Linked DNA regions of Mus musculus: all the other regions are linked to region 3. Evidence: chromatin loops called from intact Hi-C (ENCODE). Cell type or tissue: heart. All regions are shown on one strand. Region 1 overlaps Rapgef2 (Rap guanine nucleotide exchange factor (GEF) 2). Region 2 overlaps Rapgef2 (Rap guanine nucleotide exchange factor (GEF) 2). Region 3 has its middle 18 kb from the start of Gm24150.

Region 1 (8,000 bases), 76 kb after region 3:
CTAGTGGATATGAGATTATATATCATGATTTTTATTTGCATTTTTCTAATAATTAAAGGTGTTGATCATCCCTTCATATATTTATTGGATACGTGATTATCTTCTTTGGATAAATGTGTGTGTCTCTGGGTGTGTGTGTGTGTCTGCATATAACATTAATTTGAACTGTTTTAAAGATTTTATTACAAATGTAAAATTTAGTGCTCTTTCTATGGTACTCATGCCATGTAGAGTCACTTTTTTTATTGGTGAGTGTGGTAGCTCAGGCCTGTAATCCCAGCATTCTAGAGGCTGAAGCAGGAGTTTGAGTCTGAACCCACAAGTTTGAGACTAACGAGCAATATATAGCAAGACTTTGTACCTCATATAAAGAATGGGGAGGTGGGGTCTTAAATTATTTTATTTGCTTTCTTAACTGTTCTGCTAATTTCATGGGCATAAGTATAAGAAAATGATTAAGATGCTGAAGTTAGATTTCCTGGATTCTCGGCTCACTCTGTGGTTCAGCAGTAGCATGACCTTGACCTTTATTTTAGGTTTAGAAAACTATGGGAGATAAAGACTCTCCTTAAGCTCTCCTTAGAAGGATTAAATGAGATAACGTGTATAGTGCTCCTAGCATTGCCTGGCATAGTAACGTATTCAGTGCTGGTCTGTTATTAAACTCAATATTTTACACTCAATATTTAAAATTTACCATTGTCCAATTCTGAAATATCTTTGAACATCATGTGAGCTGTGATTTTAAGCTGGTGAACTTTATAATGTTTCTTACTAAGTTATTTTATAATATGTCTTCCTAAGTTTACTTTCTTGGGTGAAAAAGACATTAATGATGTTTAAAGTCGATGCAATTAATATGTATGTAAATTCATTCTCAGTATGCAGAAGCAGTTGGTGAATTCCATGGCTACAAAACAAGGGTTAGGATTAGGGTTAGGGTTTGATGGATACACTGGGCCAATAAATCACTAAAGACTGGACTCACCTGAAGGATAGCTGTCTCTAGTCTTCAGATTGGGCAGAAAGCCATTTGAAATCAGTGATTCTGGTAGCTAAGAGAGTATTCAGTTAACTTGTGTTTCTAACTTGCAGTCAAATTGTTAGTTTAGCTTTGTGCCAATGAAACAGAAGAGTCTTCTTCCAGGGTGGGTCGGGGTGGGTGTGTGTGTCTGTGTCTGTGTCTGTGTGTCTGTGGGTAGGTGTGTGTGTGTGTATGTGTGTGTGTGTGTGTGTGTGTGTGTGTGTGTGATATACAATATGTATATATCCTCTATATATATGTATATTTATAGTATACACACATCCTTCTGCCCTGTTGAGTGATTTAAAATTCAAGTGGCCATTGAATCAATCCAGATAGTTATGTGTGATTATCAAGCTACCTTCAATTTATGACTCCTTCTTTCAAGAAGACCAGCTGAGGCAAAATAGTTCTGTCATCCTCTATGCAGTCCTCCTGGAGAAGAGATCACTCCACATAGTAAATCGTTACCCTCTTAGTGTAAGTCATCTCTCTTAAAAACAAAGTGAAAACCAATACTCTCTTTTTCACTTCATAGTTTTCTCTGCATTTCTTATAATAAATCCTAATTTCTGAGGCAAAGATTATTCTGTCCATAATGTTAATGTCTTCTGAGCTTCCTCTCATGTTGGGGCATAGCTACTTGTTGATGCTGGCTCTCAACTGTAGAGAAGTAAATACTGCCAATTATGGTGAGCCGTAGTTGTTCTTAGTGCTTGAGCACACCATAGGTTGACTGTCTTCCAGTGGTTCCTAAAGTCTGCTTTTGCATCTGATTTAAGGCCACGGAGAGCGAGGCCGGTGACATGGACCTGAGTGGACTGCCAGAGACGGCGGTTGACTCTGAGGATGACGATGATGAGGAAGACATCGAGAGAGCATCAGACCCTCTGATGAGCAGGGACATCGTGAGGGACTGCCTGGAGAAGGACCCGATAGACAGGACTGACGATGACATCGGTAAGTGCCCAAGGCTGCACGCTTTAAACAGGCAGAAAGACTGAGAGGCAAGCACGGATGTAATTCAGCCCGAGTCTGGAAGGTTTGTAAAGCCCGCCCTCTCAGGATCCCCAACCCTGAAGAGTGGCTGCAGAACCCTTCCAGCTCCGTGTGAAACCGATTTGTTGGGTCTCACTCAGCTAGTATCTACAAATATAACTGAAAGTGAAACTTCTTATAAAAACCCATTCACATAACATTTATCTTAGCTTAATTTCTGACCCCTTCTCTTTAAGTTAAAAGTAGGCTTAACACAGTATTACTTTCAGTAATTGTCTTACAAGCCTTATTCCATGAGTAAACATTAGCTTAATGTTAGTTGACAAAATGGAAACTGTAACAGTCCTGTAAGTGGTTGGCTTATGCTTATGTGTGAGGAAGAAAATAGCAAAGCTGAGGTAGTTAGCCTGTGAGCTGTGGAGCTGAGATTTTCTTCTTTCTGTCTAGTCTATAATTTTTTTCTATTAAGATGATGATGATAATGATGATGATGATGATGTAGTGGGATTTGTTTATTTGCTTGTTTTATTTTAGGCAGGTTTTCTTAAATGCCCCTCACTGACATCAAACCTACTATCCTTCTGCTTCAGCCTCACAAGTGAAGGGGCTGTAAGTAACGTATTGGTTGGATTTTAATTTTTTTCTTATTCACTTGACACAATCTGGATGTATTTGGGAGGAGGCAATTGTAACTGAGAAGATTCATCCGTAAGGTCAGCCTGTAGGCAAGTGGAGGGGGGCACTTTCTTCATTGGATGATTAGTGTCAGAGGGCCACGCCAACTGCAGACAGTGCCCGTCTGGGTGGTGGCCATAGGATGTATAAGAAGGCAGGCGAACTTGATGTCAGAATCTGTGCCTAGTCTTACAGTAGCTAGTTATACTATATTTGGTTGATGTCCCTTGAAAGCCTGCTCTTTTCAGAGGGGAGATGAAGGAGGGGGCAGTTTGGAGGAAAGGGAAGCTAGTGGGAGAGATGAGGTGCGGGAATTGCCATCAGGATGTAATCTGTGTGAGAATAAATAAAAGGAAAGAAGAAAAGTAAGTGGAGTGAACTTTGGGAAGCAAGCCAGCAAGCAGCCCTCCTCCATGGCGTCTCTTCAGTCAGGCCTCCGGGTGCCTGCCCTGACTGTTTTCAATGGTGAAGCATGACCCGAGAGTTGTAAGGTGAAGTTAAAACCCCTAACTAAGGCAGAGTGGGCACCAGGATTGGGGTATTTCATGACAGACCTGAGCATGTTGAGGGCAGAACTGTGGAAAGAGTTTGGACCACTGGACTAGAAAGTCATTGAGCTTAATGAGATATTGTGTGTGGTGGTAACTCTGTCCCTGCCTCCAGCCAGAGAAACCGTAACTAAGACCGATTTGTGCTGGTTGAGCCCTGAAGTGCCCCTCAAAATTAAAACCATTAGGGGAGTTATGTCTCCCTTTTAATAGGAGCAAGACTTGTTTCCTTAATAGTAGCTTTGCGTTTGAATACACATCCAACTCTGACCTTTTTTGTGTAAGATACTAGGTGATCACCAGGGCCATCTCCCACCCAGTTCTAGGGTCTGTAAGTACCTCTGCCAGTCGCAGGCGACTTGTGTGTTGTGCCCTTCACTAACTCTTTAAGCCTGTACATGTTTGAAGGAGAATTCAGTGAGCTCAACTCAGTGAGATTAGATAAGGGAAGGTGCGAGTAACTTACTGCTTTTGTTTTAGTTTATGCAAACACACTTGTGGGAAAACCGGCAGTTTAAGCTGTATGCATATAGTGGGAAATAGAAAACCAGCCCTTTGATTTCATGTCTAATGAAGTCATTTGCTGGAACTGCAGACGATTTAGAGATGAAGAGCCTGTGCTGGTAATCGTTCATTCATTTTGCTCCTGTGGCAGGGACTTTCTAGTTCTTGGCAGCTCAGGATGAAGAGGAGAGATTGGACCTTGTCCTGCTCTAGGCAAGGGAAGCTACAGCTTGCAGCGGAATGTGTGCTGTGGGGCAGGGGAGATACAGCAGATAGCATGGGCTCTGTGAGGGGAAAGGAGCAGGGACTAGGCTGACAGAGTGTTGTGAGACAGATCTTTCCTGGGGAGATGGCGTGTGTCTACTCACCCCGGGTACGGAACAGGAGATAGAGGAACAAAGTCTAACTTGATGGGCCAGTGAATTTTATTTGGGGGTTACTTACAGGAACATGGATGGCTCAAAAGCATGCTATTACTGAAAAGCTAAGGAGACCTGCAACCCAGGAAGCTGGACATGGTAGAGACTCCTTTCCTCGGTTTGGCTGCCAATCACTTCCCCCAGCAGTTATGGCATCCGTAACCCTGGAAAGGATCCTGGTGAATCTATGAGTTTAGGTTTCCTAACATGTGAACCATGAAATGTGTTTACCTGCTGGGTCCCAGACGCCCCACCCCCTGCTGAAGGGAGTGGTTCTATTTAAAGACAATCTCCACAGAAGGAGGCAGAAGGTTGCGCCAGGGGAATGGTGGTCATACAGTTTGGCTTCCTCGGGTCAGACATATCATCTGTTTCCAATTGCTACTATTCTTGTTCTAGGCCAACATCACAAACAAATCTATCGACTATCATTTCTAGTAAAAGTCTATATGTTCAACATACCATCTTATTTTAGAGTGCTTTCCATGGGCATTTTAAAAGCCTAAATACTGCTTATAAATGCATTGATTTGAAGGCCTCCTTTTTGTAAACTGACTGGTGCACCTTCTCTTTTTAATGTGTTAATTTTAGAATGGTTGTAAGAAATTTAAAATTAAAGTATGTACAGTATGTCTATTGTTCCTAGAAACGTAAGACTTACTTAGTATCTGAAAAACCTTTCTGAGAATTCCTGGAAAGCAAGCGCCCTTCATAGTCCTACAAATAAACGCAAAGCTGGCTGGCTGGCTTCTAACAGGAGCATCTCTGCGATGGCTAACCTTTATTTGATAACATTACTCAGCAGCGAAGTGACAGAGCTGATGTGGGTGCTCGCATGCACAAATGAGCATTTAAGTTAAAGTTGATGAAATTGCTGATATTTTTTAAGAACTGCAAAAGAAAACAACTTCTCCTTGGGTTCCCAACGATCACTGGATGTGTGTCCTTGTCTCAGTTATTTTGAAGAAAGTGAATTTATCATAGTTGGTTTTGCTCCATAAACCATGCCTTTTAGATACGAGGTATTTAGTAGTTGTGGCTTTTGTGATGTGGGTGCTGAGAATTGAGCTCAGGCCCTTTGCAAGAACAGTGCATGCCTTTTAACTCCTAACGCTCTCTCCAGTCCCTGAATATGGTATTTCAACTGAATCTGGGAATGGCTTACATTTAGTATTAGACCCTTTTTCTCTCTTTAACCTTTGTTCTTACATATGATGTCGACATTTCCTATCCAGTTCTATTTTTTAATGCTAGATAATCTTTTATTGTCTCATATTTTTCTTATAGTTATTGAACTTTGCAGGAAAACGTGAGAACTTTTGCAAAGGGACAGAAAGGGTAGAATGTGTGGTCTGTAGGGGGAGGGGTGGTAGCCATAGAACAGTCTAGAAAGAGCAAGGCATTTTGTGATGTGGCAGCAGAGGATCGCGACGCCTTTGATCCCCTCTAGGTTTAACATCAGAGGGCCCCTGAATTTCTCAGTGTAGAAACTTCTGCCTTTGTGTGATTTGATGTGGATCATCTATTGCAGAATTATTTTGTTGCAAGATTAAAAAATTTTATGGCCTGGCATGGATTTGCATGCCCATTCCAGAAGTAAGATTCACTAGACAGACTTATTCTTCCTATAAGATGTATTTAAGATTTCTCAGAAGATTGTCATATCAGATAGAGTCAGTGGGTACCACCCACCACTGATTACCAGAGCCACCCATGTATTGAAACCTTCTGCCTAGGGTTTGAGATACAGAGCTAGTCAGTCTTGGCATTACCTGCCCAAGATAGAAGCCCTTCAGTCTGTCTTCCTGGAGTATTTCTTTCTTCTTTCTTCTTCTTCTTCTTTTTTTTTCCTTTTTATTAGCTATTTTCTTCATTTACATTTCAAATGCTATCCCAAAAGTCCCCTATACTCTCCCCTCCCTCCCCAACCCACCCACTCCCGCTTCCTGGCCCTGGCATTCCCCTGTACTGGGGCATATGATCTTTGTAAGACCTCTCCTCCCATTGATGGCTGACTAGGCCATCCTCTGCTACATGTGCAGCTAGAGACACAGTTCTGGGGGGATTTTTGTGCTTCCTCTTTAAGGACTTCTACCTGTTTAACTGTGTTCTCCTGTATTTCTTTGAGCTGTTAATGTCCTTCTTAAAATCCTCTATCAGCATCATGAGATATGATTTTATATACAAATCTTGCTTTTCAGGTATGTTGGGGTATCCAGGACTGGCTGAGGCGGGAGTGCTGGGTTCTGATGATGCTGAGTGGTCTTGGTTTCTGTTAGTAAGATTCTTACGTTTGCCTTTCGCCATCTGGTAATCTCTGGAGTTAGTTCTTATAGTTGTCTCTGGGTGGAGCTTGTTCCTCCTGTGATTCTGTTAGCCTCTGTCAGCAGTCCTGGGAGTCCAGCTCTCTCCTGAGTCTCAGTGGTCAGAGCACTCTCTGCAGGCAAGCTCTCCTCTTGCAGGGAAGGCACACAGAGGTCTGGAGCTCAGCTCAGTATTTCTTTCTGAAGATGTGTTCTCAGTATAAATTACGGTTTTACCTTTCAGAACAACTACTGGAATTTATGCACCAGCTGCCGGCCTTTGCCAATATGACGATGTCAGTAAGACGGGAGCTCTGTGCCGTGATGGTGTTTGCAGTGGTGGAAAGAGCTGGAACCATTGTGTTAAACGACGGAGAAGAGGTCAGCAGGGGTTTCTACCGCCTAGAAAGCTCGAGGATCAGTGACACCCAGACAAAACCTTGTTCCTGTTTTTTCCTCTTACGAACTTAGCAGGGATGAGTTTGAGTAGATGGAAACTGGTGTCCACTCAAACATTCCCTTATTCATCCAAGATCCATTCTTCTATTTCTCATGTGCCACCATGGCATGCAGTGCCACTGGAGGTTTTGATTTTGCTTGATCTTGAGGCTCAAACTTGGAGCCCTTCACATGGTAGGCAGGCACTTCACCCTGAGGTACACAGCCATCCTGAGACTCTGTGATGTATTAGCTTTTTAGTTTCTGACCGTACATCATAAATTCACTGCCTCTCATAGAAACAAAACGATGTTTGTATTTAAGCCATGACGAACATTTTATCTTCTTTACATTCCCTTTGATATATAGATAATTTTTCTCATGTGTCATTTTAGAGAATATTTAATGTTTTTAAATGATTTTACTCTGTGTTGGGTCTAAGAATTGTGTGTATGTGTGTGTGAGAGAGAGGGGGGGGAGAGAGAGAGAGAGAACATGAGAGAGAGCGCGCTTGTTTGATAAACAGTTAAGATTCTTCAGGTAATTTGTTCCATCTTCAAGATAGGAGATCCCAGATTCTAGTTTAGGACACGTCTAGCATTTAAGCCAGGTGATCACAGTGTTACCTTCGGGGTTTTTTTGTTTTTGTTTTTCTCAGCTGGATTCCTGGTCAGTGATTCTCAATGGTTCCGTGGAGGTGACATATCCGGATGGGAAAGCAGAAATTCTGTGCATGGGAAACAGCTTTGGTGTTTCGCCCACCATGGACAAAGAATACATGAAAGGAGTCATGAGGACTAAGGTGGATGACTGCCAGGTATGAGATGTATGGCAGTGCTGACCTGACCCTCAGTAACGAACACGTGAACCCCCAGCACTGCTCAGACGGCTGTGGCCTCATTGCCTCTTGTCTTCCATAGCGATTTTAAGACTGTTTTGTATTTCTGTGAAAACTTCACTTTAATCTTGACTGGAGTTGCACTGAATCTACTGGCCTGCCATTGTCACAATCCTGATTCTTCCAGTCCAAAACCATCTTTCTACAATAGAGAGATCTTTATATCCTTGGTTAGGTTTCAGTAAAAGGTGC
Region 2 (8,000 bases), 49 kb after region 3:
TGAAAGATGTCCATTGTTGATGGGTAGGTAGGGCTTTGTATTAGGCAGCAGTAGAACACCTCTTTCAAGGGCTGTATCAAGTACTGCCTTTGTATGTACATCTGTTCTCACTATTGTTCCCTACTTTAAGTGTCATCTGAGCTGCCATAAAAAGGATGTTGCCTTCTGTTATGATTGGAAGTGAAGTATTTTCCAGAAGGCTCATTCTTGGAAGTCTTTGTCTCCAGCTGGTAGCACTTGTTAGGTGGTTGGCGTTGGAACTCTTACTCTACCACTGGATGAATAATCCCTTGATGAACAAATCCCTGGCTGAGTGGACAGTTAGGAGGTGGGGCTGGATTAGAGGAATTGGGTCACTGGGAGCAGGCCCTTGAGAGCTGTATCCTCAGACACTTCCTCCAACTTCCAGGCTGCCATGTAGCTTTGCTCCACAGTGTCCTGCCATGGTGTTCTGCCTCACTGCGCACAAGCCCAGCAGAAGTGGAGCCAAGTGACTGTGGGTTGAACTCTCCGAAACTATGTATGTATGTATGTATGTATGTATGTATACATGCATAGTATTTATATGTATGTGTGCATGCGTGTGCGTGTGTGTGTGTGTGTGTGTGTGTATGTATATGGGCATGCACACACACACACACACACACAGGGATGGGAATGTAAGTAATTAATAGAACACTTGCCTAGCATAGGCAAGACCCTGAGTTCAACACTACTTCCCCTGGGTAGTACAGAACCTCAAGAACTTACTGGATTCTTTGTCCTGGTATTGACTAGTTATACAGTGGTTGGGCAAGTTCTGATATTGACTAGAATTACAGTGGTTAAGCAAACCTCTTGAATTTTATTTCCTCTACAAAATGGAGACGATGATTATACTTGCTACCTTACAAGTGTTTTGAAAATTTTTATGGTTCGTCACTCTACTGAGTGCCTCATAAATGATGATCCCTAAAAAATATTGTCTTAGGGTTTCCATTGCTGTGAAGAGACACCATGACCAAGGCAACTGTTATAAAGGACAGCATTTACTTGGAGCTGGCTTACTGGTTCTGAGCTTCAGTCCATTATCATCCTGGCAGGATATATGGCAGCATCCTGGCAGGCATGGCACTGGAGGAGCTGAGAGTTCTACATCTTGTTCCAAAGGCAAACAAAAGACTGGCAAAGCCCACACCCACAGTCATACACTTCCTGCAACAAGGCCACACCTACTCCAACAAAGCCACACCTCATAATAGTGTCACTTTCTGGGCCAAGCATATTCAAACCACCACAGATATTAAAGTAAAAGTGGGATACTTTGTGTTTTATAGGTGGTAGCTTGTAAAGAGGGAAAATATTTTAAAGATTTATGTTTTCAGAAGTTCATGTTCTCAGAGTTTTCTTGCAAACTTCTACATAGGTAGAGGTCTACCTTAACTGTAGTCCTCTACAGTCCTTCATATGTAGGCAGCAACCCCACCTCTTCTTGGTAACTGTGTGATAGTCAGGGATTGTTTGCAGAATTAGAACTGTTTTTCACAGTCTATGAAGTGCTGTTAGTTACACACATGTACTAACATGGATGGATGTCATCCATGACTTCCTCTTGCTTCTCCAGCTGTACGTGTTACCTTTTTCTTGGAATATTGATTCAGAAATTTCGTTTTGGTTTTGGTTTTATCTTTTATTTTTATCTTTGTTTTGAGACAGGCTCTCACTATTTAGCCCTGGCTGGCCTTGAACTTTCTGTGTGAAACAAGCTGACGTTAAACTGTGGCAGTCTTTCTGTTTCATCCTCCCAAGTGCCAAAGTTACAGGCCTGGGCCATCATGCCTGGCAGAGACTTACTTTGAGGATAGATTATGACTCTCTGTTGGCCATCTTAGATCAACTACAGTTCATTTTTAAGATCCTTCATTAACTGCTTTCTGCAAATTGGAATTGGTTGCAAAATAGCTCATAAAAGAATCACAGTTGATGTGACAAAAAAAATCGTGTTAATTTTTACCTAAGTACTTCACCATTTTCCTCACTTATTAAGTGATTTTGTACAAGTAGAGCTGCTTAGTAAGACCTGTCTTTGTAGTCATGCCGTGTGTGTTTGCAAGGAGGTATTTTTAGATGGTTTAGCTGAGCAGCAATCTGACGTCTTTAGAGGAGACATCAGTTCATTATGTGGATACAAATTCTATGCTTTCAGCTTTTATACACCAGGTCTTAATTTAAATCCCTTCTTCTTGCCTTTTCTAGCGAAAGAGACTATATCATGGTATGTATTCTATTTCTTCCTAAGGCCGATCTTTCTGATTTACCTTCCTTAGATAAATGATCTAAGTAGAACGTTTTTATTTGTTCTCAACTTAATATGGATTACAGAAGCATGGAATACAGGGTCATATTTAAATGTGCCTTTTGTGCCATTATGTGTTATGCCGTACAGAGCTTTGCTATTATGATATGATTTCGGGGATTTAAGGTAGTTATTATGGAGCTCATAAGTGCTGTTTTCTTTGAAGAAGAAGAAGAAAAAAAAAAAAAAAAAGAAAGCAAAGGCCAGGAAGTGGGAGTTGTATACTTCTTAATTGTGCATATTGCATTTTCCTTTAAAAAGGAAAAAAACAAGCCTTTTGTTTGGGGAAAATAATTTAATGCAGAAGGTATAAGACAGAGCATGAGTATTTGCTTTCTTGTTCTAAACACAGTGTTTGTGTGACGTTAGGATGAGATCTTCTGTCTGATTTTTCTCACCCCACTCCAGTACGGAGAGAAAGCTCTCCTGGCCTATGCATATTTGTGTGTGTTGTATGTGACACTTGTTCTCATAGGGTGAGAACCTAAGAGGATGTTCTTGGTTTACTATAAACAGAATTTTTCCCGCTAATTTTATGACACCCAGTTTTAGGAAATAATTCAAATAAATGTATATTTAAAAAAGGACTTAATTTTAAGTAAATGTTCTTTATTCATTTTCACAAATTTAAAGGTTGCGCCTGCTCTGTATCAGATTGTTAGGGTTCAAGTAAAAACTTCTGCTGTTCATTCAGATGTGCTGTCTGCGTGGTGGGAAGACCCGGGAGTTTAGAATGGTCTAGATTTTTAATACAGTTATTTGATGATATGGAAATTCTCTGATATTTTAATTTATCATTTTTAAGCATACATTGCAAATATAAATAACTGTCATAGAAAAATAAATGAGTTATTTAGCTTGAAAGATAGACATTACTTGGGGAATCTGATTAATGATGGGCATCAGTCTAAAGAGTGAGTTTTCATTAAAATAAAAGGCGAAGACATTTCATGTATGTAATTGAAATTTTAGTATGGGAAGGCTCTGGCATAACAGTCTCACAGTATGGAGGACAGAAAGAAGCACTGCAGACAGCACATCTCTTTTCTTTTTTTTATATAAAGAAATCCTTTCTTGTTCTGAAAAATTAGTGTTGTTATGTAACCATTTAAGAATGTATCTGAAGCCTGATGTTAAGTGAGTCAGATCCAGCTTCCCAAGGATGCTTCTTTACAGTGGAATTCAGGGGCTTGCCAGATTCCTGAGCCATGACTTCATTCTCCAACCCCTCCCCAGATTTACATGCACTGAAACGCTGAGAAACCACACAGAAGCGCTGATGCCAAACCTTCACGTGCTGTGATGGAACTGTCCATATCTTAGCGACCAACTTCCGATTGAAACTTTTGTATCATCAAAGCAACCTGAATGCTCCACCCCCCCCCACCACCCCTGCCCCAACACACACACACACACACACACACACACCGCTGCCCTGGTTTGGAGTCTCCTTTCAGTTTCCTCAGAGTATCAGTTGTTCCTTCTGAGCTTGTCCCAACATCAGCCAACCCAGAATGGCACCTGTGTCTTTCTAGCCCAGTAGCACAGTACTCCACTGACCCCACCTATTGCCTGTGCTCCCCACTCGCCCACTGCAGCACCTTCCTGGAGGAAGAAACTTTCATAAGCTCCCTCTTGCTCATGGCCTCAGGGAATCCTTCAGGAATTGAGAAAATTGAACATCATCTCATAAGTAAATACAACTTTATGGCCCTGGTGACCAGTCACCCGGAGAGGAGGCATGTGATCATGAGAGGTTGCTTCTTGTCAGTTTCGTTATACAGGATCGTGTATGGGAGAATTTGGAGGTGCCTGTTCCAATAGTAACTCATCTCTTCTTACCTTGCTTAACTGTGGCTGGGAGTATGAGTCTGCTCATTTCAGAATTCCTCACAGATTTGAACTGTTTTTACTGAAACATAAGCTTCTGTAAGTCGGACACTCTATTGCCTTCTCCCTCCTTCCATGGTAATAGTTATTGTTCACCTTGTGATTAAGCATGTCCCTCCTTAATTAACTCATACGTTCCCTGGAGGCTGCTTGGCATCCCTGTGGCTTCTCCCTTTTGCTCTCCAGTTTCCCACAGTTAGTAGAAACACTAGAGCAGACTTTGTGTGGTTGAGCATATAGCTGATTTACTTGGTGCTCTTTGTATTTGGTGTGGATCAGTTTCTCTTGATACTACTCTACAATGGGATGGAAAGGATCCTGTCTCAGGAAGCTTGCTGGTCCTGTTGGTACCCTTGAAAGCACTGAAGGGTGAGGTTCATTTGTAAAGGCATAGCGATGTGAATGGGACTATCCAACCCCATTTGTACTTTACAAACTCCAACTATGTTTCTGTATTGGGGGCAGCACACATTCCCCAGCACGTTTAGAAGATCATAAGTGCAGGTTTAGTTGTTTAACTTTACTTAAAAATATAAGTGAACTCTTGTTTTATATTTCTGTGGCTTTTTAATTTTTTTTAAACTGACATGTGTATTCACACACATGCAACTTTGAATCAATGCTTTAGCTCAAAAGGAAGAACAGGCTGAGATTCTTATCTTCTGTTAACATTGCTTAATTCTTGAATCTTTTCTCTTTCACTTTTGAGATTATAATGTAATGACATCATTTCCCCCTTTTCCTTCCTTCCTCCTCTGATCCTCCCATACACTCTCCTCGCTTTCTTTCAAATTCATAGCCTCCTTTTTATTAATGGATTGTTGTGCATGCATATATGCATGTGTGTGTGTACATATGTGTGTGTATGTACACACACACACACACACATACACACACCCCTAGATATATCCTGCTCAGTCCGTGACTGTTACTTGCCTGTACATTTCAGGGCTGAGCCTTTGGCGTTGGACATCCAGCTGGTGTGCTCTTCCCTGGGAAAGACTGTTTCTCCCACTCTCCGCACTCCTTAGTTGCTATCGTTCTTTGAGTAGAGATGAGGCTTTGTGGGCTTTCTCCTGTCCACATTGGCATGTCTGTCTGTGTCATACTCGTTACACTCATGCTTAGGCAGTCATGTTGGTGAGACTATGGGTATCGCTTCTGACATCAGCAGGAGACACATTCTCACAGCAAACTACCTGATCCTCTGACCCTTAACAGTCTTTCTGAAACCTCAAAGAATCTATCCCTTATGGTATCAAAATACTGTCTTCCTCATACCGTTATCTTGATCATCATCATCATCATCATTATTAATTAATATTATTATATTTTTATGTGATTTCTTGTTACCATAGCTTCAGAGCGGAAGCCTGGCCCAGCAGTTCCAACAGATGCGCGGAGACCATCTATGTCAGTGGTTGTCAGTGACAGAGATAAGTCATGGGGGAAAAGCAGAAACCATTTCAATCAGTGCATTGGAAAAGGGGGTCTAGTTAATCTAAGTTTGTCTTTAGGAGTTGACATGAGCTCTAGATTTATGAAGAGAACTGAGGTAGGGAGCGAGAGGTATGCATGGTAGTCTTGGTCGAGTGCGGCCTGGCTGATCATTATCTCAGTTCTGACTCTCCTGACTTCACTTGAGAGCAGTTGGTTGTCCAGGGTGTAGCCTCATCACAGTAGCTAAGTGTCCTCATGCATGGCAGGGCCTGTCCTGGGAAGCCTTGCTGATCCTGCAGTCTAAGGAGACTTTAGGACCTCGGTGCCTTCGGTTTTGAAGGGGGGTGAGACAGGTTAAGTAGACAGACTCCCCCAGAGTCTGCAAAAGTATGCCTGTACGAGTAAAGAAGCAGACTGACCCAGAGAAAAGGAGAAGGGCCCAGGGAGAGCAGCGTTCTGGCCTTGCATCCTGCTTAGAGCTGTTGTGTAGGCTAGATGTGGTGCAGAACTTCCTAGCTAAAGCAGCTGGTGAGTGCCTGTTACACTGCTACTCACTCTGCTCTCTTCTTCGTGGCCTTTGTCTGCTTCACAGAATAGGTGTCACCTCAGGGCTCACCTGCTAACTGTTTGCTTTGCCTAGAAATCAGCATATTGCCCGTATATTCCGGACTCCTTACTCAGAGATTGCAGCTGGTGGTACTGTCCTGGGGTGGGGGTGAGGGGTGAGGAGTGGGTGGGTGGGTGGGTGGGTGGGGGTCAGTTCCAAGGTCTTTCTATTACACTTGAATTCTTGAATTCTCTGACAAGCATATTACTTCGGTTTTGGTTTTTGTTGATCATATTTTTATATTTATTCTCTTTCCTGGAATGTCAGCCTTATGAGAGTGGGCTCCTTAACTGCTAGATTAATCTCTCTACCTTGAATGTCTATAGCAGTTCCCAGCCTGTGGGTCATGACCCACTTTGTTGGGGGGTGTCACATATCAGATAATCCTGTATATCATATTTACATTATGATTCATAATAGTTGCAAAATTACAGTCATAAAGTAGTAATGAAATAATTTTATGGTGTGTGTGTCGGGTGTCACCACATATGAGGAGCTGTATCAAAGGGTCTCAGCATTAGGAAATTTGAGAGCTACTGGTCTGGAGTGTAAAAAGCCATGACATAAATATTTATGGAAGTCCTTGAGAGGTGAATTAATAGAAATATAAAAGTTGAGGTATAGGTAAACATTGATAAATTTAGATTCACAGATACTTGTGTTATATTTATAGGAAGTGTATTTTCCCTTCCCCTTTGTGGCAAAACGTAAATAGAAATGAAGGCTAAAGGGCAGAAATAGCCAGCAATATCAGCAACTCACCATTGTACATTTACAACAATAAGGGCAACAAAGGTTAGTATTGTAGGCTATTGGGATTTTGTTGCAAGTTCTAGATACTCTGAAAAATAAACATTGTTTAACTTGGGAGCAAATCGTTTCTATATTCAAAATACTTAGGAATTTTTAGGTTATATGAAGTTTTATAATTCAGACTTTCAATTTAGGAAGACTGTAAGTATGGATTATTTGAGATAGCAAACTGTCGTAGAAACTTCAGTATCTGAGCCTATGACAGTAGTGATGGTGAGATAGGAAACACAGGAATTTGTTGATTGGTTGGTGGTTGGTTGGTTGATTGACTGGTTAGGGACACTGTGGAATCATATTTTCTCAAGTTATGCACTGTCTTCTTCAGTGAAGTCACCTCACAGTGTTTAGCTCTATGAATGTGCATATATAGCAAAATTAAGATTAGAATACTATTAATTTTTACTTACACAATTAACATAATTAACAATGAATTGTGAGTTACTGCATCCTTTTAGTATTTTTAAAAGAAATATTGTTTTAAAAGGTGATATTATTTACAATGTAGAAATTTTGAGTCCTATTTAAATTAATTACATAAAAGTATAACCTGAACTCTAGTGTTAACAATGCTGTACATCAGTGGTTTAGTTCCACATAACCATTCCTTCAACTAAAATGAAGAGATAGTGATGGATCCTAGTGGGCCTGGCCTTGTGATTTTATACAACTTGCTTTGGCCTAGTGTTCCATGTCACTGGGTTTCTTTGTGCCAGCCCTCTCTGTATTCTTACAATTCCATGGTTGGTTGCAGAGGCTAGATCTCTTGTCTGGTACACACTGGTGAGGAAACATGAAAGTGATTTCCAGCCAACCTGGAATTATCTTCTACAGCTTCACATTAGCCTGTGGGCTCCGAGGGCTGACTCTGAAGATGTTAGGTACTGATCAAACCAAGTGTCTGAATTTGATAAAATA
Region 3 (8,000 bases):
GAGCCGATGTCTCTGACTCAATATGCTCAGCTTTGCACTGTGAAATGGTGAAAATTAACGAACCATTTTGGTCATGGCACGGGTCCCTGTGCTGAAGGGAGAGCCTGGCCTGGACCATAACTTTTGAAGAACCAGTCAGGTGACATCTGTGCCAAAGCACAGTGGTCAGCAGAGTCGTGTTTGTGCCGCTTTGTAGAGGGATAGCAGCAGATCAATTTAGCTGAGCTGTCTGTAGCAGGTCGGTGGCGAGGGCACAGACACTCCCAAAGCGTAGCCCTCATACCACTGTCCCAGGCTGCTTTGGGTTGTGGCACGAGAAAAATTTGCTCTGTGTAGCCCGGTACATCTGAGGTAAGAACAACTTTATCACCGGAAGAGGGAAAGCGAGAGTCACACAGCTTCCTCCAGCCTCGCCCATCTGTGATGATGTAAATATACGCCAGTCTTTACCGCACTAATCCCTCAGGCCAGTATACAATTCAACTCTTTTGGTGGAGAGCAACCGGCTCTTCGCACCGCTCTAATACATGTTAATAACAAAGATTGCAGCTGTAGCTCTTGTGAACATTTGACCTTGAAGCCTCACAGGAGGACAGACATTGCCGATTTCTACTTGTCCTTGAGTTACAAGAGTAGATAATGAATTAATACAAATTGATAAAGAGTATCTGTCAGGCAGCTGCTGAGGTCATGAGACTGGTATGCGGAAAGAGTGCCCATACAACATGCGTAATACATAATGCAGCCCAGAGAGGTGGGTGGGTCATGGAAGCAGGAAGCGAGCCTCAGAAGGAATGTTGGCTCTGCTAGAGCCACAAGCCCGGAGTGCATGGGCTCACCAGCAGCTAACAGGGAAATGGGAGCGCTTGCTGCTACAGAGACGTAGCCGTAGACGGTGGCAGCACTGTTGCTGTACTGGGGCTTCAAAGACATTGAAGACAGTGCAGGTTGGATTTTTAGAAATTAAAATGTTCATACTACAAATATTAAATGCTTAATGCTTCTTAAGTAGAGGAACTGAACAGGGGGGTGGGAGAGTAGGGGGGCACAGTGAAGAGCCCTTCCTTATTATTTTTGTATGTGCTTGCTACATTTGTAAGTAAAGATTCAGTGCTGGGCTTCCAAACTGCCATTGAGTGCTTGCTGATGGTGGAACATTTCTAAAGTAGCTGTGGAAGGTGTCTAGAGACGGTGAAATGTGTGTAGTTTCCAAATACTTAGGGAATCGTCGCCACTTAGTCCACTCTCTTGACACAGTGTGTATACAGACACACACACACACAGACATAGACACACACACACACAGACACACACACACACACATTTTGTAATTTACATGAGGTATGATTTTATTTAGTGCCTGCTAATTTTTGAGTGAATGTAAAACATTTAAAAAGATTCAGTGTGTTTTTATGGCAAGTTTTTCAGTGTACTTTGCTGTTTTCTCTTGACTTGGGGAATGAAATTCCAGGCTTCCACAGTTGCTACCATACTTTGTCTAGACAATGAGATGTGACTCTTTCTTTGAAGTCATCGATACATACATTGATTTTGGTTCAGGAGCATCAGTTGGTTACTTACATTTTAGTTAATTAGATTTATTTATAAGGAGATTAACATTCAGTGTCTATCACTTTCTAGGAATGACGAGATGAGAAATAGGCTCTCTGATAGTTTGGCGTTTTAGATGATTTGGTAAATTTGGATCGCCTGTCAGTGTCTCAGCTTCTCTGCTGTGCTCTGATCTCCTGGTTGTCTTCCCTGACAGGAGTAAGTTTACATTCCGATGTAGAGAACTTGCATTCCGCCAAGCAGTTCTGACGCACACAAGAATGTGGAGGCCCATACACAGGGCAAGGTTAGGGACACTGGCAGAGGGGGCTTCTGTGCCCAGCTGCTGCCTTTTCCAGGACACTCACACTAATAAAACATGCTCTTGAATCAAATTGGGAGGAAACGTGCTGACAGAAACCTAGGCTCGACCAGCCTTACAAACTTCTGCTACCCATTAGTTACTTATGGGAGTTTACACAAACTAGGTAAGGTGCTTTTCGCAGATTTGTGCTTTCTGGTTATGAGCTCTACCTAGCGGGCTGTTATAGCGCATTTTGGATTATGTAATGTCATGCTATTTGCACCTATTAAGAACATTTTCCTTACTTTATTTTGATTTGAAGAACTGAGTTAATTTGTAATTCGTAATTTTTAAATTGTTCTGTGCAAAACCTTCAAGTGGGATGAAACTGTGGACTGTTGTACTGTGGTGTGTGCTGAGGTGTGTGCTATGTGTTGTGCTGTGTGGTGTGTGGTGTGTGCTGTGTTGTGTGTTGTGCTATGTGCTGTGCTGTATGCTATGGTGTGTGTTGTGTGCTATGTATTGTGTTGCTGTGTGTTGTGTTGCTGTGTGTTAAGAGCTGTGCTATGTACTGTGCTGTGTGGTGTGTGCTGTGTTGTGTGTTGTGCTGTGTGCTGTATGCTGTGGTGTGTGCTGTATGTTGTGAGCTGTGCTGTGTGCTGTGTTGCTGTGTGTTGTGTGCTGTGTGTTGTGTGCTGTATGTTGTGTGTTGTGTGCTGCTGGTCTTTCAACTGATGGCTGGCAACAGATCTTACATGCTGTTATTTTCATAAGGCTAAGTAAGAGAGCCAACAGTTGACAAATGTGGACCTGTGTAACTTAGCTTTCATTTTGCGGCTGGCTGTTTAATATTAAAGATTGTAAGAATGTACTGGAATTACGTTGAAGCTAAAGGGCTGAAATCAAAGTTGTGCAGTGTGTTTATAGAGAACAAGTTCTTTAAGAACACTCTTACCGCATTTGCTGCACCCTCACACCCCTCTTCAGTTTCATAGCTGCCTGTCAAAAGCCAGTGTCTAGGATGGAAAAGGACCAGGATTCTGAATGTTATAGCCAAGACTTACCTGGCATGTCGGCAAGTGTATGTGTATGTGCACGCACACACAAACATTGATTTTTGTTTTACACACAGGTATCCACAAAAACTGAAACTACTGTAAAGACTGGGATGACTTTTAAAGTGTTTTAATCCAAATGTAAACAAAACAGCACTCTATCTTTGAAAGTTCAAAGCGGCAACAGTTAACCTCTCTGTAGGTTGCACTCCCGGCAGGCACTGTCAGAGGGCACTTGGTCTGTATGGATCTGACATTCAAACCTCTGGGTATTTTCATCTGACCTAAGGCTCTTCCTGCACTGTGTGATTTTGCTGAATTTGAATTGCTCTGTGAATTACAAATGCTGAGCTGTCTTTTCCCTCTCGGCTAGCTGGCAAGTGTGCCTGGCCATTGAGTGCTGCCTCTCCCTGAAGGCCAGTCTGGGCTGTCATTGGGTTGCAGCTGTTTGAATACTCATCTTCCATGGACTGTAAACTACTGAAGAAATAATGGCTGTATTTTGTGAATTTGATTTTGTAAATTCCAATGTTAATTATAGGGCTTATGTTGATAATACTGATTTGTGTTACCTGTCCAGTGAACACATGAAGAGGAGTGGGCAGCAAAACACTTTTCATGTAAGAAATAATATGGAAGAGCCTTATTATAGTCCACGGACAAAAGGAAAAATGTGGTTATATTGAGTTAAAGCAAACAGGATATAACTGACTGCTGGGGACACGCACTGAGTGTCTGTTACATGTGTGCCTTCCCCATGTCTTCCCACGTACGTTCATAGCTACTGTCACTTCAGCCTTCTAGGACCAATGGGAAGAGGTTGGTGCAGTGTTTCTCAGTGGGGTGGTCCAGTCTCAAACAACTTAAGGCTTTGGTGTGGGTGAGGCTGGGGGGAGGCTCTAACCATGGCCAGGCGTGAAGTGGCAGGCAAGCACTCTGCCATCTACTTGTTTGCTTTGACTTCCTGCTTTCCCTTACTTCTTAGTTTTTGTAAAGAAACCTAAAGCCACTAAAAGAAACAGAAACTAACTGTGGGGCTCGCCCTTCTGTCTCCTCTCCAGCCTCAGCGGCCTCTCGGCCTCTCGCTTTCTTCCTCTGTGAAGTTGCCTATTCTAGCTAATTCCTCTAAGTGGAGTTTTTGTGACTGGCTTGTTGCCCTCCGGGTGATATTTTTAAGCTTCGTCCATTTGTATCATGTGTCAGTTCTTGAGTCCTTTTTATGTCTGAATAGTCCTCCATTGTGAGCTGTATATGGTGTCACGCAATTGTCCGCCCAGCGCTTGGGAGGCTCCATGCAGGCGAAGCATGGATTTGAAGCTAGCCTGGGTGGGCTATGGAGCCAGACTGTTATCACCAACATTCTGAAGTCTGTTTTATGTGTACATAATACTGTTTGTTTGGTTAATAGAGTTGTTTCCATATGTGGCCATTGTGAATTATATTGCACTGAGCTCTGCTGTACAAATAGTGGAGTCCTGGCGCTTCCCTAGCACCAGGGCTATGGACAGCACTGTACTCGCCTCATGGTCTTACAGGTGCTCTCAAGAGACCCTAGTTCAGATCCTTATGCTTCCAGCTGGGATGTAAGCAGCTGGCCCTTCTCCTCAGTTCAGTTTGATAAAGACAGATGCCTTGCTTAGATTTATTCCAAGGGAGCTGCCTCTCTCCTTCAGCGTATTTGAGAAATGCATGTGCTGAAGAATTGTTTTCCCAATTGACAACATGGTGATGTCTCCAGGATGTGAGTCTTGTGGCTGTAGTTTACCAGTTCACCTACAGCTACCACATCCCAGACTCTCCTGGGAACATATTATACAGTGTGACCTTTGCATGTTAATTCAACTCAAAGTCATGAAGTTCTAGAAGCTAAGCCCTAGCTGTATGGTAACAGGATGTGGGGACTTGGTACAGGAACTGTGCATACCAGCAGCGCTGTGGAGTTTGCTAGTGTTGAAAGTGGGGATTCACCTTTCCTGCTGAAGTTTGTGAACAGCCCCGTGGCAGCACGTTTTGATTTCCTTTATCAGGTATCGTAGGACCATTGTATCCATTACAAATACGTATGATTTCTTTACTGTGCCATTCCACATTTTCAAAAGAAGCAGTAGTGCTTATAAAATTGCCCAGGTCTGAGATGGAATGAAGTATGACAACTGAGTCTCCCAGCTGTGCTCTGGCATTCTTATTTATTTTAGGTGTTGGCAGTTGAACCTGGGAGGTGCTCTTGCTAATTGCACATACCACACTGAGCCACACAGCACCCCCTGCCTTCATTTTTAGATTTTGATGTTATGTTACTTAGTAACAAACCTGAAATATACAATATATATTTGTACCTAATCATGTAATAGGATTAAAATGATGATATTGGTAAGCCTGTTACATATTTTATTAATATGTCAAAATTATTTTTCAAGTTGTTGAATACCATGGTGTCCAGAGGTTGATGACTGTGTCTCTCTGTCAGTCCCAGAACTCTCACGTTATGGTTAGTCTCACCAGCCAGCTTGCTCCAGGGATCCTCTGACCTCCCTTTTACCTCCACAGCCATGCATGTTTGCAGTGGATTCTGGGATCTCAACTCCGGCCTTATTGCTTGTATGGCAAGGGCTTTAACTACTAAGTCATTTCTCTACCTTACCGGCAGAAGTCTTCTGCTTTATAAGGCACGCTACAGTATGTATGTTTGAATATGTCTGAATGTATGTGAGTGTTTTAGAAATTCTTTTTCAATGGTATTATCTATAAATCTGGGTTTGATCTTCATAAAACAAGTTTTGAACCCCGAAGAACATAATTGATGAGTCTACTCTGACTGGTGACCCCTCATGTAAATGAATAAAATTGACAGATGAAGTGGTCGGAGGGACCTCTTGATTTTCATAGCTTGGTTCCTACTACATGAAACATTGTGTGTCATGATAGAAGGGCCCTGTAAAAGGAAGGACAATCTCCTCCGAAGTTGCCCAGAATGCCTGCTTAACTTGATGGTGGGGAAAGGCATTCAATTAAAATTTGTTATTGGGAATGTGTTTTTTCCTTAAAAGATGTTTAAAGTGTAATATGTGGGGTATGGGCTTTCATTGCGGTTTATCATTGCATGAAAATGGAGAATTGGAGATTGTCATGTTAAGCCAACTAAACAAGTCTCAGAAAGACAAATGGCACATATTTTCTCTCAGATGCAGCTTCTGTATTAAAAGTACAAAACACAGAAAGCGGGCGGGAGATGAGAGGAAGCAGGTCAGAGGGATGGGGAAAGGACCAAGGGTAGTAGGAGGATGCACAGGTAAGACCATACACACATGCGCAGAGGTATTACACTGGAACCTTGTTTGTCTACAGTTACTGTATGTACTAAGCGAACTAAATATTACTAAAATATATACTTGTAGCATGGTGAAATATATGTATTCAATCTTCATTGAAGCTTTAAAAATTGTTTCTTTTTAGAGAGAAAGGAGAGGTTTTTGGAGTAGTGATAGAAACAGGCAGTTCGTACGTAGATGGGGAAGGCAGGCCAGAACTGCTTTGGCACACCTGGGTTCTAGCTTGTAAAGAAAATGTCAGAACAAAACAAAACAAAATAAACAAACAAACAAACAAACAAGAAAAACAGGCTTCTCCAGGATTAAAGTGAGAGTTGGCAGAGATGGGACGAGGAGTAAGTTCTGAGTCCCCAGGGTGGCTCTCTCAGGGAGGGAATCCATGCACACATCTGCACTCACATCTGTGCATAACCCTTCTCCTAGCTTGGCATCTTTTTCTTAAAACATTTAGAATAACTTGATCGGGAAAATTAAGTCTCAGCATGTTAACTTAGAAAAGGGGAGTGCTTGTAACTTATATTTTATAAACATTTTGTAGTTCATGATGGCGCCATTTCTATCTGTATTGGAATATTCTAAAACGTCACCTCATTGAGAATGTTTTCAAACCGTCCATCACAAAACATGCTTGTGTTAATTCTTCCTTATTTAGATTATTAATTTGAAAACAATTTTCCAGAAAAAACATGATTGAAACTTAGGAATTTAAGTTATTTTGTTGTTATTTCTTTGTATAATCATGACTGAAGACACTTTTAATGTGTTGTTTTTGTAACTGAAAAAAATTCCCATAGTTGGAGGTTAGCTAGAGTTCCTAATTCATGTTTCCTGATCCCTAAATCTTGTCTTCTTTACCTCTTTCTAGTTTTGGCAAGCGTTCTGCAGGAAGCTTTAGGCGTGGCTGTGAATGCATTGTCTTAGAGCCTTCTGAAATGATTGTGGTAAGCATGTCTCTTTGAGAACTTTTTATTTTTCTCAAGTATTTTTCAGAAAAAAGTAAAAAGTAAAAGCTTTTTCACAAACTACTTGTTCATCATAAAGTATTGTATTTTTTAAACAGATTTACTTAATAATTATGAATTTTAATTCGTAATTGTAATATTGTAATTATTTATAATACTCAAATGTAGAAGATAGAAAGTTGAAAAGGGATAGTATTTGGTGTTTGAACTTTATAATTCAATCAGTTGTTATGTCTTTTAACTGAAATTTGGGGCACCCTGGAACTGTAGAAATTTAGCTCTGAGGGACTTGTGTGTTGAACACATTCGTGAATTCCTTTAAGTGAGAGGACATTAGAGACCTGCTGACGCCTTTGTCTCATAATCGTGTGATTTAGGATACATGACGATAAGGCTTCATATGGAAATGTAAGAAAGACGTTAGCAACATAATTATTTTAGTAAAGAATTCAAGCAAAACCGTCTGTGGTGCTTCTTTCTTACGGCATAAAAATAATCTAGGAGAGGGTATTAGACATTGGTTTAAGGTTACCAAAGCAAAGGCGGGTGGGTACAGTGCCAGCCCTCACCAGCCTCCTTCAGGACTGCTCTGTGTCCTCATCTGTCTTCTTGCTCAGGGAGGAAAATCTCATAAAGTAAATGATGGCACAGCCGTGGTGATAGTGAAGCTCTCTTGATCACATTTGGTTAAATTTTGGTAGGTAACTCCAGGTCAAGTTTTTAGAGGCAATTGCAGTTTTTCCCCAAGATGCTGCAGAGGAATTTTGTCAGCAGTAAGAACTTCCTCTCTGAACATAGT

Evidence for each region. A loop is a pair of places that touch in the nucleus more often than their neighbours do. Peaks named below come from ENCODE experiments on the same cell type or tissue, not always from the same donor. Only the 100,000 strongest peaks of a DNase experiment are listed, where the experiment ranks them.
Region 1: a loop joins it to region 3, with 2.3 times the contacts of the local background. A loop is called at or near these places in 3 of 42 quality-filtered maps.
Region 2: a loop joins it to region 3, with 2.4 times the contacts of the local background. A loop is called at or near these places in 3 of 42 quality-filtered maps.

What each region holds. Positions count from the first base shown.
Region 1 is chr3:79,097,947-79,105,946 of GRCm38, reverse strand. It overlaps Rapgef2 (Rap guanine nucleotide exchange factor (GEF) 2), which reads left to right. Exons shown (of 24, transcript NM_001310536.2): 3 at 1,807-1,984; 4 at 6,717-6,853; 5 at 7,569-7,727. Among named protein-coding and RNA genes, the nearest start is that of Rapgef2, 44 kb to the left of the region's middle. In heart, no CTCF peak of the experiment used is centred here; no DNase peak of the experiment used is centred here; H3K27ac peaks cover 1,402 bases.
Region 2 is chr3:79,124,952-79,132,951 of GRCm38, reverse strand. The region is part of intron 1 of Rapgef2 (Rap guanine nucleotide exchange factor (GEF) 2); the gene reads left to right. Among named protein-coding and RNA genes, the nearest start is that of Rapgef2, 17 kb to the left of the region's middle. In heart, no CTCF peak of the experiment used is centred here; no DNase peak of the experiment used is centred here; H3K27ac peaks cover 485 bases.
Region 3 is chr3:79,174,154-79,182,153 of GRCm38, reverse strand. It overlaps a transcript of Rapgef2 not described here. Among named protein-coding and RNA genes, the nearest start is that of Gm24150, 18 kb to the left of the region's middle. In heart, CTCF peaks have their summits at 373 and 3,102; DNase peaks (open chromatin) are centred at 373, 783, 3,253 and 3,923; H3K4me3 peaks cover 2,821 bases; H3K27ac peaks cover 3,633 bases.